Linked DNA regions of Homo sapiens: region 2 is linked to region 1. A link is a loop called in an ENCODE intact Hi-C map of the cell type or tissue named here. Cell type or tissue: endothelial cell of umbilical vein. All regions are shown on one strand.

What was found. Peaks named below come from ENCODE experiments on the same cell type or tissue, not always from the same donor. Only the 100,000 strongest peaks of a DNase experiment are listed, where the experiment ranks them.
Region 2: a loop joins it to region 1, with 2.2 times the contacts of the local background. A loop is called at or near these places in 2 of 110 quality-filtered maps.

The regions. Positions count from the first base shown.
Region 1 is chr2:134,303,736-134,311,735 of GRCh38, reverse strand. All of the region lies in intron 2 of MGAT5 (alpha-1,6-mannosylglycoprotein 6-beta-N-acetylglucosaminyltransferase), which reads right to left. Among named protein-coding and RNA genes, the nearest start is that of MGAT5, 54 kb to the right of the region's middle. In endothelial cell of umbilical vein, no CTCF peak of the experiment used is centred here; DNase peaks (open chromatin) are centred at 845 and 4,215; H3K27ac peaks cover 4,479 bases.
Region 2 is chr2:134,133,171-134,141,170 of GRCh38, reverse strand. It overlaps a transcript of MGAT5 not described here. Among named protein-coding and RNA genes, the nearest start is that of MIR3679, 10 kb to the right of the region's middle. RefSeq lists enhancers at 6,144-6,313, 6,335-6,956, 6,957-7,579. In endothelial cell of umbilical vein, no CTCF peak of the experiment used is centred here; a DNase peak (open chromatin) is centred at 3,750; H3K27ac peaks cover 1,801 bases.

The DNA of each region.
Region 1 (8,000 bases):
TCACTGCTGAACAAAGGAGATCTGGAAATATGGTTACAAAAAGAATCTCAAAAACAAAGAGGCTGGAAGTCAGGGGCTAATCTCACTTCTGCCAATGCTTAAAGGTGGTACCATGTGTAAGAATCTCAACTACCTGTTCCTAGGCGAGGATGATAAAGTGAGGAAGTGGAATGGAGGAGAGTGGATGCAAGAGAGAGAGAGAGACAGGAGTTTGCATGCGAGCTCACACAGAAGACAGTTCTTTCAGAGCAATGGCTGACCATATTAGGAAGTGAGCCTTTATTAAGGCTCACTTTTCCATACACTAATTCTATATAGCAAAGATGACAGGTGTTGTTTGAGATGACACTTGTTTTTAACAACCTGTAGAACACAGGTCCATTAACTTTTTATCTAGTTCTGGACAGGCATCTGATAGATTAAGGGCATCTAAATCCATCGCCATTGCCATTTTAAAGGTTAAAAAAAGGAAAGAAAAAAATAGAAGAAAAAGTAGGTTTATAAAAACTCTCAGAAACCTCAAAGAACATGAGTATCTGTTGACCCCAGGAAGTTACAGGAAACTGATTCAATCTCCTTACCCAGTTGTTTTGCCGACCCTAAGATTATCAACTTCACGAGCAAGGGCTCCATTCAGGGCAATGACACTCTAAAGATATTTTCTCTCAAAAGATAAAGTTCTCCAGCAATTCTATTTTGTGTCAGACAAGGTAGCATTTCTCTTGGCACACCTGATATGAACATGTGGCCATGCTTATCAGATGGCCCCTGCAAAGTGCAGCCAAATGAGCGTGCCACTGGCCTGGCTGCTCAGCCATGGCTGGGAACCGACTCAATCTCCACAATGGGCTTGGAGACACAGCTCTTGCCAGCACCTCCATCAGCTGGCTTGGCTTCAGGAGTGGATGGCAATAAATCAGACTGAAGCCAGCCATGATGGAATATAGTCTCCCATTGAAAATGACCTCACCAGTCACTCAGCTTGGCAAATATTCATTTAGGAATGCTTTACTTTTGCACCATAAAAAAAGTAATTTGATTTCTGTAACTAAGTCATGTACATGAATTCCAGAACCAGGGCCCCACAGCAATAGGAAGTTCCCTCCCCAACAAAGCAATTGAGAAGTCAAGACATGGGAAACAGGCAAGACTCACTCATGGACCCCCAGAGGTGTATACTGGGATCTTTGAAAATACTTGTTTATATATCATTTTTGTTTTGTTTTTTAATCTAAGTTGAAAATAGAATCATCATTGCATAAAATAATTTTAGAGCTGCAAGGGACTTCTGAAACCACACCATTCAACCCTCTAGTTTTCCTGATTCATAACAGTAAGGCCTAGTGAGATGAAGTGCCTTCCTCATTTATGGATTAAACAAAATCCACTAGCACCTTCCATATGCAAAGCACTCTGCATGTTCAACGAGGCATTTGCCTTCTGAGTCAAGATTATTTCCACAACACTGTTGAAATGCACATCATCATCTTCATGTTCTGCATGGGAAATTTCAAGAGTGAACACAATTAACAAATTCTTATTCCCTCTTGAAGAAGCACCTCCAAGGGCCTCATGGACTTGCTGTATAAAAACCAGAAGCTACAGTACTGCCTGTGTACAAATACTATGGACATAATGGAACTCAACAAGAAAATCAAATTCAGTGTATATATATGGGTTCTCTATGTATAGCTTTTCAAGAATAGAACTAATGTATAAAAAGAATAAAGTTGTGATGACTATGAAAACACACTGCCAAGATAATGTCATAAAATTTCAAATCACAATTCAGCCAAATAACTCCAGATTCTTCATACCTCCTTTTGTCATACCCTCTGTCATTTATTTAATCTATTTTATGGCAGAATTGTCGAATTAAGCTGTTAAGCCAGCATTAAGATTTTTCCTTTTTTTGGTAAATTAGTATTAAAAAGGGGACCTAGGACTGAGATTCTCAGTATGAAAAACAGTTATATAAGAATGCTATACATACACACAGCCACAACATCATATATACACCAACCCTCCATTCTGATAAGCCCCACGGTGCTGCTACTAGAAATGGTCAGCCAGGGAAAAGGTTATTCACACACCTAGGAGCACACACATGATAGGAAGAACACAGCTGGGGTTAAATAATTGCTACTGACAAAAGTAGGCAGAGCTTATCATCATTAGTCATCAGGGAAATGGAAATCAAGAGCACAATGAGGTACGACTTCACATCAACTAAAATAGTTATAATAAAAATTCAGACAATAACAAGTGTTGCCAAGGATGTAAAGAAAGTAGAACCCTCAACTAGTAGAAATATAAAATAGTGTAGCTGCTTTGGAAAACAGTCTAGCAGTCCTTAAAAAGTTAAACAGACTTATCATCTGAGTCAACAATTCTACTCCTTGGTTTACACTATGAAAGAATAAAAACATAACTACACAAAAATTTGTATGTAAACATTCATAATAGCCTTATTCATAACAGCCAAAATTTGGAAACAATACAAACACCCATCATCCAATTAACAGACCAAATATGGTATATCCATAAAATGGAATATTATTCAGCCATTAAAAGGAATGAGGTGCTAATCCATGCTTCACAGATGAACCTTGAAAACATTATGCTAGATGAAAGCAACCAGTCACACAGGCCACATATGAGATTCCATTTACATGAAATGTTCAGAACCTATAGGCAAATCTAGAGAGAGAGTGAATTCGTGGTTGTTTAGGGTTGAGGAAAGGGAGGAGAGGTGATATGGTGTTTCTTTTTGAGGTGATGAAAATATTCTAACACTGACTATTGTGGTGGTTGCACAACTGAATATACTGAAAGCCACATCGAACTAATTATTTTCATTTTTTGTAGAGATGAGGTCTTGCTATGTTGCCCAGGCTGGTCTCAAACTCTTGAGCTCAAGCCATCCTCCCATCTCAGCCTTCCAAAGTGCTGGGATTACAGGCATAAGCCACCATACTCGGCCCTAAAAGCCTCAAATCAAACACTTTAAATATGTGAAATGTGTGGTATGTAAATTATCTCAATAAAGCTGTTACAAAAACCAGAAAAGTTCTGACATTGACTCATTCAACAAATACTGCACCTAAATTAGAGCATTTGTCATGATTTCAGTACCTTCCTGGGAAGCAAAGAGAAACACAAAACATTATTCACCTTGAGGGAGCCTTAAATATGCTTAGAACCCAAAACTTGCTCACCAGAAAAGGCAATTAACAGCCCAATGCCATATACACTTTCCATGGGCTAGTAGATGGGACATGCGATGAGCCAGCAAAATGGGAAGAATGTGGAGCCCTGAATGTCAGTGCAGAGAAGAGCCATTCTATTGGTCTGGACTGCTCACTACTGGATTATCGTGTGACAAGAGAAACCATCCTCTGTCTCATTTCAACCCTGAATTTTTGGGTCTCTTTGTTGCAGCAACTTAGTTTAAACCTTAAGTAACCACTGGAAAAATGGGATTTGAGTTGAGCTCTAAAGTAGAAGTAGACAGGAGAGAAAAGGAAAGATGAGTACACTGAAGAACAGCGTAATAATGATGGTAGCCAACAGACTGAGCATCTACTAGTAACACCACTGTATCTTATGTACACCGATTACTCGATTGAGCCTCACAATAATAAGTACTATTATCCTTCATTCTACTACAGAAGACACTGAGGCCCAGGCAGATTAAGTAACTTGGCTAAGGTCACAAGTTAGCCATTCCTAGCCCTATCTGCACATTTAAACATTTCTTGGGGACCTTTTAAGAATGTGCCTCACCCTCCAGGCATTCTTATTTGAGTGGCCCCAGGCAGTGGTTCTGCTACCCCCTTTTTTAATGCTCTCCCAACCTCAAGTGATTCTAAAAGGCAGCCACAGCTGGGAATCAATAGAATAAAAGGTGAAATAACACTGAGGAAAAGGAACGGCCAGAGATGGAAAATGGATTTTATGTTATGTTTCAACAATTAGAGTGTTTTACCAGGACAGCAAATCTACCCACAGTGGGTAGGCATAACCAATCAATCATCTCTGTCTGAGAGGGCACAGGAGAGCAGAGCGGGACAATTTGGTTAAAGCAGGGGACTCAGGGTAGGGTAGTAAGAAATACGGTTGGAAAGGTATGCTGACACGGCCTGCCACAGAATCATGAATTCCAGCCTCAGAACATAATTTATCACTGTTATCACAGCAGGAAACCGGAAGGCAACTGAAAACACTTGCGGAGTTTCAGTACAATGGCCAGGGGAAGTAACTAATGTTCTTTGAGTGGAGAAACAACATTTTGAAAAAAAGGTGACATCCAGAGGAAAAGGGGAATGAAAGTCACATTTTGTGGATAAAAATGTGACCATGTGTAATTTAAAAGATATTACTGTATAAAATCTTTACAGTTGAATAGAGTTTATATCTAACATTGTAAATGGCCCCGGAGTTGAAAACTGTCTTTCATTAGTAAGGAAGTCAGGGGTGTTTTTCTGACACAAGGTCTTCAGAACAAATTAAGAATGCTCAAGCCCCCTTCTTTGATTAACAGCAGCTTCTAATGCTTTTCTTAAATAGTCTCTTTAACATCCATTTTCATTAAATTAATGAAAATTAATTAAACATATTCCAAAATGCCGTCATCCCATCGGCCTCTAAAGTTACAAAGCTATAAAAATCTGTGTTCTCTAAATCTCCAAACAGTAGATCAACCCTCTCGTAAGATACTATCTGGCCACCATGCAAGATGCCTCCTCATTAGGAAGAGGCCTGCTCCTGGAACTGACACTGAAATGTATCAGCAGAGAGTAGCACCCGCATGTCCCGGTCTTTTAAAGTCCTTGACCACACTGAACCTCAGCAATGAAAAAGGTAGAAAATGTCATGACTATGCCCTGGAAAAGGCAGGGGCTTTGTCTTGTAAGAGATCTCAGCTGGGATTATCTCTCTGCCTTTTATTAATCACATAAGCTGAGCAGGTTACTTAACCTTCAGGAGTTTCTTCACTCAAAAAACAGAGTCAGCAAAGCCTTCTAACATCTGAGTCACCCTGGCTCCAGGTACTGTACCTGGCACTCATTTATAGCCTCATTCACCCTCAGGACAAACTTCCGAAGTAAAATATGGGATTTTGAAAAAGATAAAGCCATGAGAAGGAGAGATTGCCTGCACCACACTGAAACATCACACACTAGCTCTCATTAGATCATTTAATCTATTTGTACAATATACTCGTCCTATTGTATATTCTCTGTGCCTGTCTTGTCCGTCCCTAATTAATTTTGTCACAATGCTTGGTGGGGTATGAGGTATAGTCAACGACAAAAATGCTTTAGATCTTTTTCAATGAATATAATAGCAAAACAGTGTATGCTATATATATTCTAGCAGCTTTGAGACTGGAAGACAAAACTGAGTTTGTAATATAGTTTGGATAATTAGAGTGCTTTTTAATGCAAAACTCTGCATGTATTCATTTCTATGTAAATACCATTTTCTGTAAGTTTATATTTAATTTTTGCTATCATTTCTTCTGCAACAAAATGTTCCTTAGTATTTTAAGTAATGATGTAAAGGATATGAAATATTCCACGTGGGTATCATATATGTACTTAGTTACAACAAATGGGCCTAATAGGAAATAAACTAGGAGAATGCTAGTTTTATACATCAAAACAAACAAAAAGTTATACAGATATATTCCCAGAAAAAAAAGTTTCTATACATACATTTAAAAGAATAAGATATAATGCTAACATACTGAGACAACCTCAGCTGTCAATTTTGATTTAAGAAAATATACTGAGAAATAGGTGGGAGACATTAAAAATTCAAGATACTTGCAAAACTGTATTATATTCTCGAGTTGGGGGCCTAAGGTGATATTTATAACGATTCTCCTTTTCCAATAAACAAAATAGTGCCAAGCTTTTGCCAAGTCCCCTCTTCTCACATGCAGTTTACTAGAAGAAGGAAAGGGTGTTACACAGATAACTTACTGTAACAGTGACATGCCCTTGCAACACAGAGCACCCATATCTCACTTCAACCTCTCAAAGAGAGGTTTGATTTTTCTTCTAAAACAGGGTTCCATGTTAAGCACAGTTCATAGATTTCTGCCTGTTCTTATCAAACTGTCAAAGGTGTCTTGAGTTTGGATTTTGTTAAAAATGAAAAGCAAAGCCATACATGTAGTTTATGTGTGTATATTTGTATTTCCTTTTTGCAACTGAAGAAGAAAAGAAATATGGAATCAATAACTGAGAGAAGGCTAGCTATATCCTTGGGCTGTTTTAAGATAGTATAAATTGCCCAAAATAGGTGTGTGCTCTTCATATCACACAATGCCCACTTTCTGAATCACTTGTCACAAGCGTCTTATAGCTGTTGGTTAGAAACAGGGATTCTATCTGGCCAGCCAGACATCTAGAGGCAAGGCGGAAGTGCTTCGACTATTCTCTTAACAGGAGATCAAGAAAAATTTTTGTTTTCACCGTCTCGCATAAACTGAGGTTTTCATTTTGTTTTGGTTGCTTGGTTGTGGTCTCTTACCTTACTTTTTTAAACAGAAAAATAAATTGCAAGATAATGCAGAATTGAGATGACACCTTGATAATAAGGTTTTGGTCCTAGAGAAAGTAGGACAGAGAGAATGTATAAAAGAAGCTGAAAGCCAGAATATTTCAAACACCCACAAGCACAACAAATTCTTGGGTACGGTTTGAAGAAAGGCTAAAAGCTATTTAAATTGTAAGTCTACTGTGACTGATCCAGAGTGATATGAAACCTACAAGCCATTGGCATAAAATATACATGCCAAGCCTGCTAGGTAATGTCCTTGGCTAGGATGCCTCTTAAAAACCAGATTGTGCCAGGTGCAGTAGTGCATGCCTACAGTCCCACCTACTGAGAAGGCTGAGGCAGGAAGACTGCTTGTGCCCAGTAGGTTGAGACCAGCCTGGGCAACATAGCAAGACATGTTAAAAAACAAAAAATCAGGCTATCTTACAACTTAATTCCTTAGAACTTCTCCCGGCCCTTAGCAGGTATTCCTTCATGTAGAAAAGAACATGCTTTGTGTTAAGACCATGTAAATTTGGATACCAATACTCTGCTTGTAAAGTTAAGAGACTAATGTGCATATTCTGGGATGTTACAAGTATTCTTATAATCCTGGAATGCTATTCATCAACTCCACATAAAAGGCTAATGAATTTGTGAATGCAGGTTATTCCCAGTAGGAAACACAAAGGTTTTCAACTGCCTGGGAATTTGTTCGTTTCAGCAAGTAGTCTGTTCCCAGATGAATATTTGGTTTTTGAGTTAGCTCTTAGAAGGCACTGATCCTCAGGTGGTGGGATTACTACCTGAAAACCCATTCACCATCCCAGTATCCAGAATAAAGTGCAGTCCCTTGCTTACCCTCCAGCCATGGCATCCGGATAGGAGAGCAACTGTTAAATACATACGGTCCTTGCCAACCTAGAAATGGTGGTTATTGTATATTGTACCTAACAGAAAAGAGCTAGCATGCATACCAAAACCAGGGGGAAGGCAGCACTGTGGTAACAGATAATTCAGACAGCTTCCCAGCCCAGAGCACGCTGCTAAACTACACTACCTGTGTAAGATCCACATAACAGTTAACCTAGGATTCTTTAAAAACAAAGCAGAGAAACTATGCATTGGCAATAGCAGAGAAGCTTGTATTGGAACAATCTTCCCACAGATAACACTTACAATATGACACTAAAGAGTGAGGGAAAGTGAGCAGAAACTAGAAGGGATTTGATCCTTAAATTCTTTCTGGAAACTACACTGAATAAGACTCACATTTATATGGCTGTGCCCCAGAGGGGACTATCAAGTCTGGAAGGTAGCAAACAAAAGGCTACAGTCTCACTGGCTTGAGGTTTCATAGAATGAAGTTTTGCATAGTAGTGAAAAATTAAGGTAGCATATTCCCAAAAAGAGGGAGCCCAAAGAGGAGAACCCCAAAGTCTGTATAT
Region 2 (8,000 bases), 170 kb after region 1:
GGTAGAAAAGCATGTGAGACCGAGAGGGAAGTGGGCTGAACACATCCTTTCTATCAGGAACCCTAGATAACTCTCTCAATAACTAACCCATTCCCTGGATAACAGCATTATCTCTTCATCAGGGCAGTGCCCTCATGATCTTCCCGTTTTTAAAGGCCTCACTTCTTCATTCTGCTACAATGGCAGTTAAATCACAACATTTGTTTAGGAGGGAATATTCAAACCATAGCACCTCCACAGCAGCCACACAGTGTGGGTTCTGGAGCTAGGTTCCCTAGGTTGAAATTCTGGCTCCTTCACTTGTTAGCTACGAAACCTGGGGCAAATTACTTAACCTCTCCGTGCCTTAGTTTCCTCCTCTCTCTAATCAGAACAGTAGTGCCCAGCTAGCACTTTTTTTTCCTGCTAATTCATTTTGCTAATGTATTTCATGAATAGATAAATCAATGGAAAGTATCCAGAACACTGCCTGGTACAAGTTAGCTATTCTCCGATTATTGGAGCAATGGGACTGCTTATGACATGGCCCCACCCTGGATGTGGGCACAGGTGTTATATTAACCTTTGTGCCCTGTTTCTGATATAAAGTACTCATCAAATGTTTACTGAGTCACACTGGTAAGCCCTACAAGAATGGCTCATTGGCTCGGCATTAAAGACTTTTAGAGCTGGCAGTCACGCTGGATAACATCTGACCCAACTCGCCCACTTTTGTGGAAGACACAGAGGCTCACAAAGTGGCAGGGAAAGCGTCAGTCCCCAGATCTCCTGACTTGCCAGCCAGTGCCTTGTCCCCCATTCTAAGCAGACTTGTGGCGCCCACAGCAGCACAGCTGCTCCACATCGTCCCATCTCTCCTTTCCCACGGTGGAACGGCCACAGCTCCCACACCCAGGCCGCCTCCTTCTCTGTTGGCTTTGCCTTCTCATGCCTCTCTTTTTTCTTTTTCTCCCTGTTTTGTAGCCAGTGGTTCTCCTATTTCCAGGGGGAGAGCTGACCATTCATAAAGACAGCCAGAGATCATTGTCCTCTTCAGGGAGTGGCTCACACAACCCAGTGGGGCAGGTGCAGGCCGTGAGCCCCCAAGTGCCTCTCCAGGTCCTGCTGGTCACTCCTGATGGAGGAAGGACTTTTTCTTCATCACCAGCAAGTTTCACTTTACCTACTTTAGGATTCATGCTTTTACAGGTGTTCCAAGAGTCAGAAGGCAGGTCCTCCCTAAACCTGGGTGTAGAAGGAAGGCCACATAACAACTCTCAACTAAAAGCTGTTCTCGAATGGCCAGCAAGTGCATAACCAGCACCCCTCCCTCTGCTTGCTCTGGGTTGCCAGCAGTGGCCTGGCCTGTGGATGGCATGTCATCCTCTGGCACTGCTTACCTGATGACAAGTGGTAATCTAGCAGGGCTGTTTTACAGTCTTTGGTATTTACAGAACCACTCTGTTATGAAACTTTTGATTTTGCACCTCAGCTGGCTTAGAAGGCTGCAAGAGAACATGACACTGCGAACAAATAATTCCTGCGATACTGTGCGAGGTTTTTCATTCCTTTTCATGGCTGGGCTGTAATATCATTTATAAGAACCCTGCGCTTCATCTGTCTTCATGTCTGAGCCTCCGCTGGGTGTGTTTGCATGCCTGTGTCTGAAGCTCACAGAGGTACAAAGGCTTGTCACAAGCCCCAGTGTGGCAAAGCAGTGTATTTGAGGGCTGGGATTTTTACCTTAACATCTCAGAGTAAGATTATACCATACACAAAATTGCCTCATTGATAGCAGCCACGGCCAGAGTGCTAAAAACAAGAGTAGTAAATTTGTATCTACACACCTTACTATTAAAGAATTCATCTACCATTCTGGATCTTAACAGCCACAGGCTATGAAGATGTTTGCCCTGGATATGAGATTCTGTGACTCTTACTCCGTCTTTCTTATAAATGCTAAAGCAGACCCATTCTTTTAAACAAACAATGGAAAACCATTTTTATGAAGGAAGAAACTGTCTTTCCAACAAAACCCTTTCCATGTTTTTACATGAAAGAAGATCTCTAGTAGACATTTCTCTGGCCAAAAAAACCTTTCGCCTAGCCTTAGAGAATTTCTCTTCGGCTGTATTCTTAGAGCAGAACTCATCTTCAGAAGGTTCTTCCATCTGTGCCTTACCAATTCATTTGCAGACAGAGTGGCCTGATCTAACAGCATGTAATGGAAAGTAGGCACAATTTAAGATCAGAGACCTGCATTTAACCCCCAATCTGTACCTTATCAGTAGGGGGACCATATATCCCCTTTTATGCCTGTTATCCCAGCATAATCATCAATAGCACCCCTCTTCACTCTCAAAAGCATCCTGATTTGGATGATAAATTATATGACCACCTTGCTTATTATGTGAGTCACCCCAGACAACATACTTCACTTTCCCTCATAAGTTTCACGTTTGTCCGGTGAAAATAAGGGAAGCTAATATACATGGTTATCCCAAGCATGACATTAGACAGTGTGCACAAGACACGGTAACAGGAGGACCCAGTATTCCCAGTACACCAGCTACCATGCCCAAAAGGTCTGTTCTCAGAGAGAAAGTATTCATCTGCATGTGTGAGGTCCTCACCTTTTGGTTGTCAAGTTGAAGACAGGACCTATATTTTCCACTTTCTACTGTGATATGGTCTATAAAATGGTAATGGGATCTATCCGTGTCCAGCAGCTGCACAATTAATTCTGTCATCCATCTGACCAGAAGATGGACCACACATGGGTACTTTAACTCCTACACTTTAGACCTTCTGGACTTTATTTATGCTCTCCACAAAGTAGGATTAAAATATGAAACAGTCTGAGTGAATGTGGTTCAGAGTGGGGGAGGGGAGTGGTCAGAGATCCTACAGACTGAATCACTAACTCTTAGCGAGTAAATTTGGTGAATTTCTTGCTTTCTCAAGCCAAAAAAAAAAGGGCAATGATAGAAGAACAGCTTCTTAATAAAATTATGTTAGGTATCTCACTTTAAAAATTAGGCCTAGGTCAGACTCACCTCTATAATCCCAGGACTTTGGGAGGCTGAGGTGGGAAGATCACTTGATCCCACGAGTTTGAGACCAGTGACCAGTGACCAGCGCCACTGCCCTCTAGCCTGGGCAAGAGAGCAAGACTCTGTCTCAAAACAAAAAAAAAAAAAACAGGCCTAATTGTGCCAACAATCTTGAACACAAATCTGTAATATCAATCAGTGACTCAGAAAGCAACATAACTTTGCTATTTCCATTTGCAAAAAAAAAAAAGAAAAGAAAGGCGAGATGCTATCCCTTCATTGATAAACTTGTTAAATACAAATACATTATCTTTAAACAGTAAGAATATAATGTAATGTAACTGCCTCAATAATAAAACTGACCAATAACATAGAAAAATGAAGCAGAAAAAAAAAATAGAGACTATTCTAGTCCAAGCTTCAGCGTTAATATTTTTTTAAACAAAGAACGAAAAATTATTATTCCCATTATCTTTTCATATGGTTATCCGAGGGATTTGTGTTGAATACAAGAAATCCCTCCCCGCTCTGACTTCTAAAGAAACAGGAAGGAAATGTTCAGCATTTTCATGCTCTAAATATAGCTACAAGTGGAAAGAGATGCCCATGGCAGCACAGCAATGACTTCAAGTCTGCAGCCTGACGAGGTGCAGTACAATAAGCTCTTCTGTGGACAGAGTCATTTCCTATCAAGAGAAGTTTCCAGAAACAGAAAAGGGCTGACTCCACTCTCAGAAATCCAGGTACAGCAGCGGCAGAGCACCCTCTGGGCTGGACTCACTGAGTGGCAAGCGGGAAGCCAAGAGGAAGTGCATTCCTATGGCGCTGACTACCTCCAAGCCAAGCCCCAATTCCTAGGGGATGCCCCTCTGTCCAAAGCCATACGCCAACAGGAAAACACCCCTGGCAACCATGTGCACAACATATTTCTTGGGCAGAGACCTATTTCTTAGAGTGCTGTTGTCGATGATATAACCTTAAAGCATACCAAGAGGAAAACAGGGGGTTAATGTGTATTTAGGGCATTTTCCTGCAGAATGTCTGTGGGTTTTCTCCACTTGAAAAACTGAAACTGAAGCTGAAATCAGACTTCTGTTTAGGATTCAGATAATTAGGACATTTGGCTTTAAATGAATCACATACCTTGTAGTGACAGATATGGCCTTGCTAGAGGAACGTTCTGACAAACTTGCCTCCCTGGATATGATAAACCAGTGAGCCAAGAATAGAGCTCAATTCTTTGACCAGGTCTAAGATAAAAAGTTGGAGATAAGCCCACACCCACTCTACAAACGCACCTGACAGCCTTGGAGAAAGCCCAAGTCAGGAGGAGGTCAACTCTTGATGAAGAGGAGGGAAAGGGGAGCAGTGGGTGTGCAGGGTCTAGAACACACCACAATTCTACTGTACCCCTTGGCAAACTAGGGGCAGCCTATGGACTCCTTCTCAGAAAGACTTTTTTAATGCATAAAATAAAATACACAGGACTGCAGAGGAAATCAATGATATTGAAATACTGTTACCAAAATATTTTTTATATTTATTTATTTATTTTATTTATTCATGTATTTTGAGACAGAGTCTCACCCTGTTGCCCAGGCTGGAGTGCAGTGGTGCAATCTCAGCTCACTGCAACCTTTGCCTCTGGGATTCAAGTGATTCTCCTGCCTCAGCCACCCTAGTAGCTGGGATTACAGGCACCCGCCACCACGCTCAGCTAATTTTTTATTTTTGGTAAGAGACAGGATTTTGCCATGTTGGCCATGCTGGTCTCAAACTCCTGGCCTCAAGTGGTCCGCCCACCTCGGCCTCCCAAAGTGCTGGTATTACAGGCATGAGCCACCGCGTCTGGCCCCCCAATTTTTTTTTTAATTGGTAAATGGCAATACCTGCAGCTTGTATCTTAACACATTAAATAATACTATCTAGCAACAGGTGCAACAACCACCGTAATTTCAAAGTGGTGATGAATACTGGTATTTCAACACACCTGTTAATCATCTCTAATGTGACATGAAAATATTAGATTTCTATTGGTGACAAAGTCACAAACAGCACTAATACTACTGTGACTTATGTCCAACCTTCCAAAGTGAAAGAATTGCCAAATTTTGGCTAGAAGTTAGGGAAAATGAAAGTGTAATATTTTCCCATGCAAGTTCACAGGTTTCCCTGAAACCTTGTGCAGTTATGAAACTCATGTGACAACCTAATTTTACCTTCCATTCCTGCAGTTTTTCCAGAATAATGCAGAGACCTACACGGGAGCCATGGCCCAGCAAGAGCCAAAAACTACCTGTATGCATGGGAGGGTGGAGGTTGTACAACAAGGACAGTCCACCACCCATGGCTGTGGCTCGGGGAGGAGCACTATGGGACCAATATCTCTATTTCTGCTATACCCCACATGTGGGCCAAGGTTTCTTTTTTTTTTTTTTTTTTTTTTTTGAGATGGAGTCTCACTCTGTTGCCAGGCTAGAGTGCAGTGGCGCGATCTCGGCTCACTGCAACCTCCATCTCCCGGGTTCAAGCAATTCTCCTGCCTCTGCCTCCCAAGTAGCTGGGACTACAGGCACGTACCACTATGCCCAGCTAATTTTTGTATTTTTAGTAGAGACAGGGTTTCACCATGTTGGCCAGGATGGTCTCAATCTCTTGACCTCGTGATCCGCCCGCCTCTGCCTCCCAAAGTGCTGGGATTACAGGTGTGAGCCACCGCACCAGGCTGGTTTGCTTTCTTTAAAAATGCTTCACATTAAAAGTATTAATTCAGCTGAATCATTAGTCTAGAGAAAAAACATTACTTTACAATTCATTTCCCCTAGTGCAATGTTCTAAACCCTATCAGTCCCAAAGCCCCTGGGGCTTACAGTGAACTTATAACACTCTCTTTACTATCTGAACCAAATGCTCAGATAACCTACCTAAACACAATTTCAAACATATACATTTAATGTCCTAAGATTGACAGAAAAGACAATAAAGGAAAGTAATTTATGACAAATCTAATGTATTTCAATATGCAATTAGCTGGGCCAGACCACTCTAAAAGACATAATGGAGCCATTAGATGCCTTCATTTTAATGTGAAATTTTTAAAATGTGTCATGTCAGCTACAAAGATGGACTGATACAGGTGATGTGCTAATTCTACAGGTAACATGAGTTTCCAAAATGGTAAATTTCCTAACAAAAGAAAGCACAACCTTTCTTCATTAACTGGAAACGTCGATGTTTACTTAAAATGTGCAACGATTATTTGCTTATACCTAAGTTAGGTCTAGGTTCAGATTTTGCTTGTCCATGATTGTCTAGTGGGTAACAGGAAACATTTTGTGATACACAACTGTGCTACCCATTACAGATGTTTAGCATCCCTGGTCCCCAACCAATAAATGCTAGTAGCTCTCCTCAATCACTGACAATCAAAATTGCCCCCCCAAATTGCTGATATGCCCCCAATAACATTGTAGGGCCTGGGACTAGACCAGAGTCCTCTCTCCAGGTACCACGCCCTGCCCACCCCTGGGTGATCTCAAGCTGGGCACTGAGGGAAAACCAGAACTGGCATTACAAAAGAAAGATCAGCCTTATTGTGTGGCTTACACCCTGTAACAAATCCCCTTACTCAGAGTTCTGCCCTTGGGACAGGAAAAGCAGAATAGGCAGGGAGGAGAATTAAGCAGCCAGACACATGGAAGCAGAAAGGAGAGCAACAAGGATTTGTGGGGTTCCTAGAGCCTCGATCCCAGGCTGCAGGGGGCTCCTGGACCCTATTCCTGTGTTCCTAATGTGAGTTCTCTCCTTCCACTGAAGCAAGGTCTGGCAGGTTTCTGTTGCTAGCACCCAGAAGAATCTTTATTAATTAAAGGCATCCAACCACCTAGAAGGACAGCCATCCATCTGAACAAAGGGCAGCAGCTAACATCAAAAACGCTTAGGAGTGAAACCATCCCCACAGGGTTGATAAGAATTGCATGCCAGGTTCTGGACTGAAATATGGTTACAATGAAGCACTAGTCAGGCTGCACCTTGGCCCGCTTCCCTGTTGCTAAAAGTCACATAGCACTAGATAGTGGCCATTTGCATCCCCATTGTTCCTATGAGTAGGATTTCTGATATTGGGGTCCTAAGACAGTTTAGGAATTGATTTGCATCCCCATTGTTCCTATAGACAGGATCTCTGACAGTAGTATCATAAGGTCTTTTTTTTAAAGGATGGCTTAAAATGTTTTCAGACCCTGAATGCCAACAACCAGTTTGAAGACCCCCACAGAGGAACGGATCAGCATGAGAATGCAGGTGGTTCACCTCCCTGTCCCATGTTCACCCTGCATTTTTCGACCAATCAACAACCGCCAAGCCTGCCCCTTTCCAAAACCCTTAAAAACTCTAACCCAAACTCCTCAGAGAGATGGATTTGAGGTTTCCTCCCCTCTCATTCGGTGGCCCTTTGATTAAACCTTTCTCTGCTGCAACCCAGTTTCTCTACATATTGACTTGATGTGTGCAATGAATCTATTAAGATTACAGGATAACCTATTCTAATGTCAATAAAAGGACCCTATTTGGGGGATTTTTCTCAGATTTTACCTAAGCTCTTCATGCTGTAGTTTAAGCTCATTTATTTTGATTCCATTCTCACTGACAATAAATAAATGGGCCAGGGACCATCCTTCACCTGGCATTTCAGATTCTACAAAGACATATCCAGATCCCTCTGAAGTTTTTCTGCCTCAGCTCTTTCTCATCAATCCCATGAGCCATGCAACATAAATAACAATGTTGTCCTTTCTTGACAGGCTTGGAAAAATGAAGGTATTGGAGAAATTTGGCCTTTAAGGAGCCAATTAAATCTGAGTTTTAAAAAAATTCCAAAGTCTTTTCAACCACAGAAGTCCATGATTTAATGTCTCTAAATTTTATTCTGCTCAGATATAATACCACCCTAATTCAGAAATGTGGCAA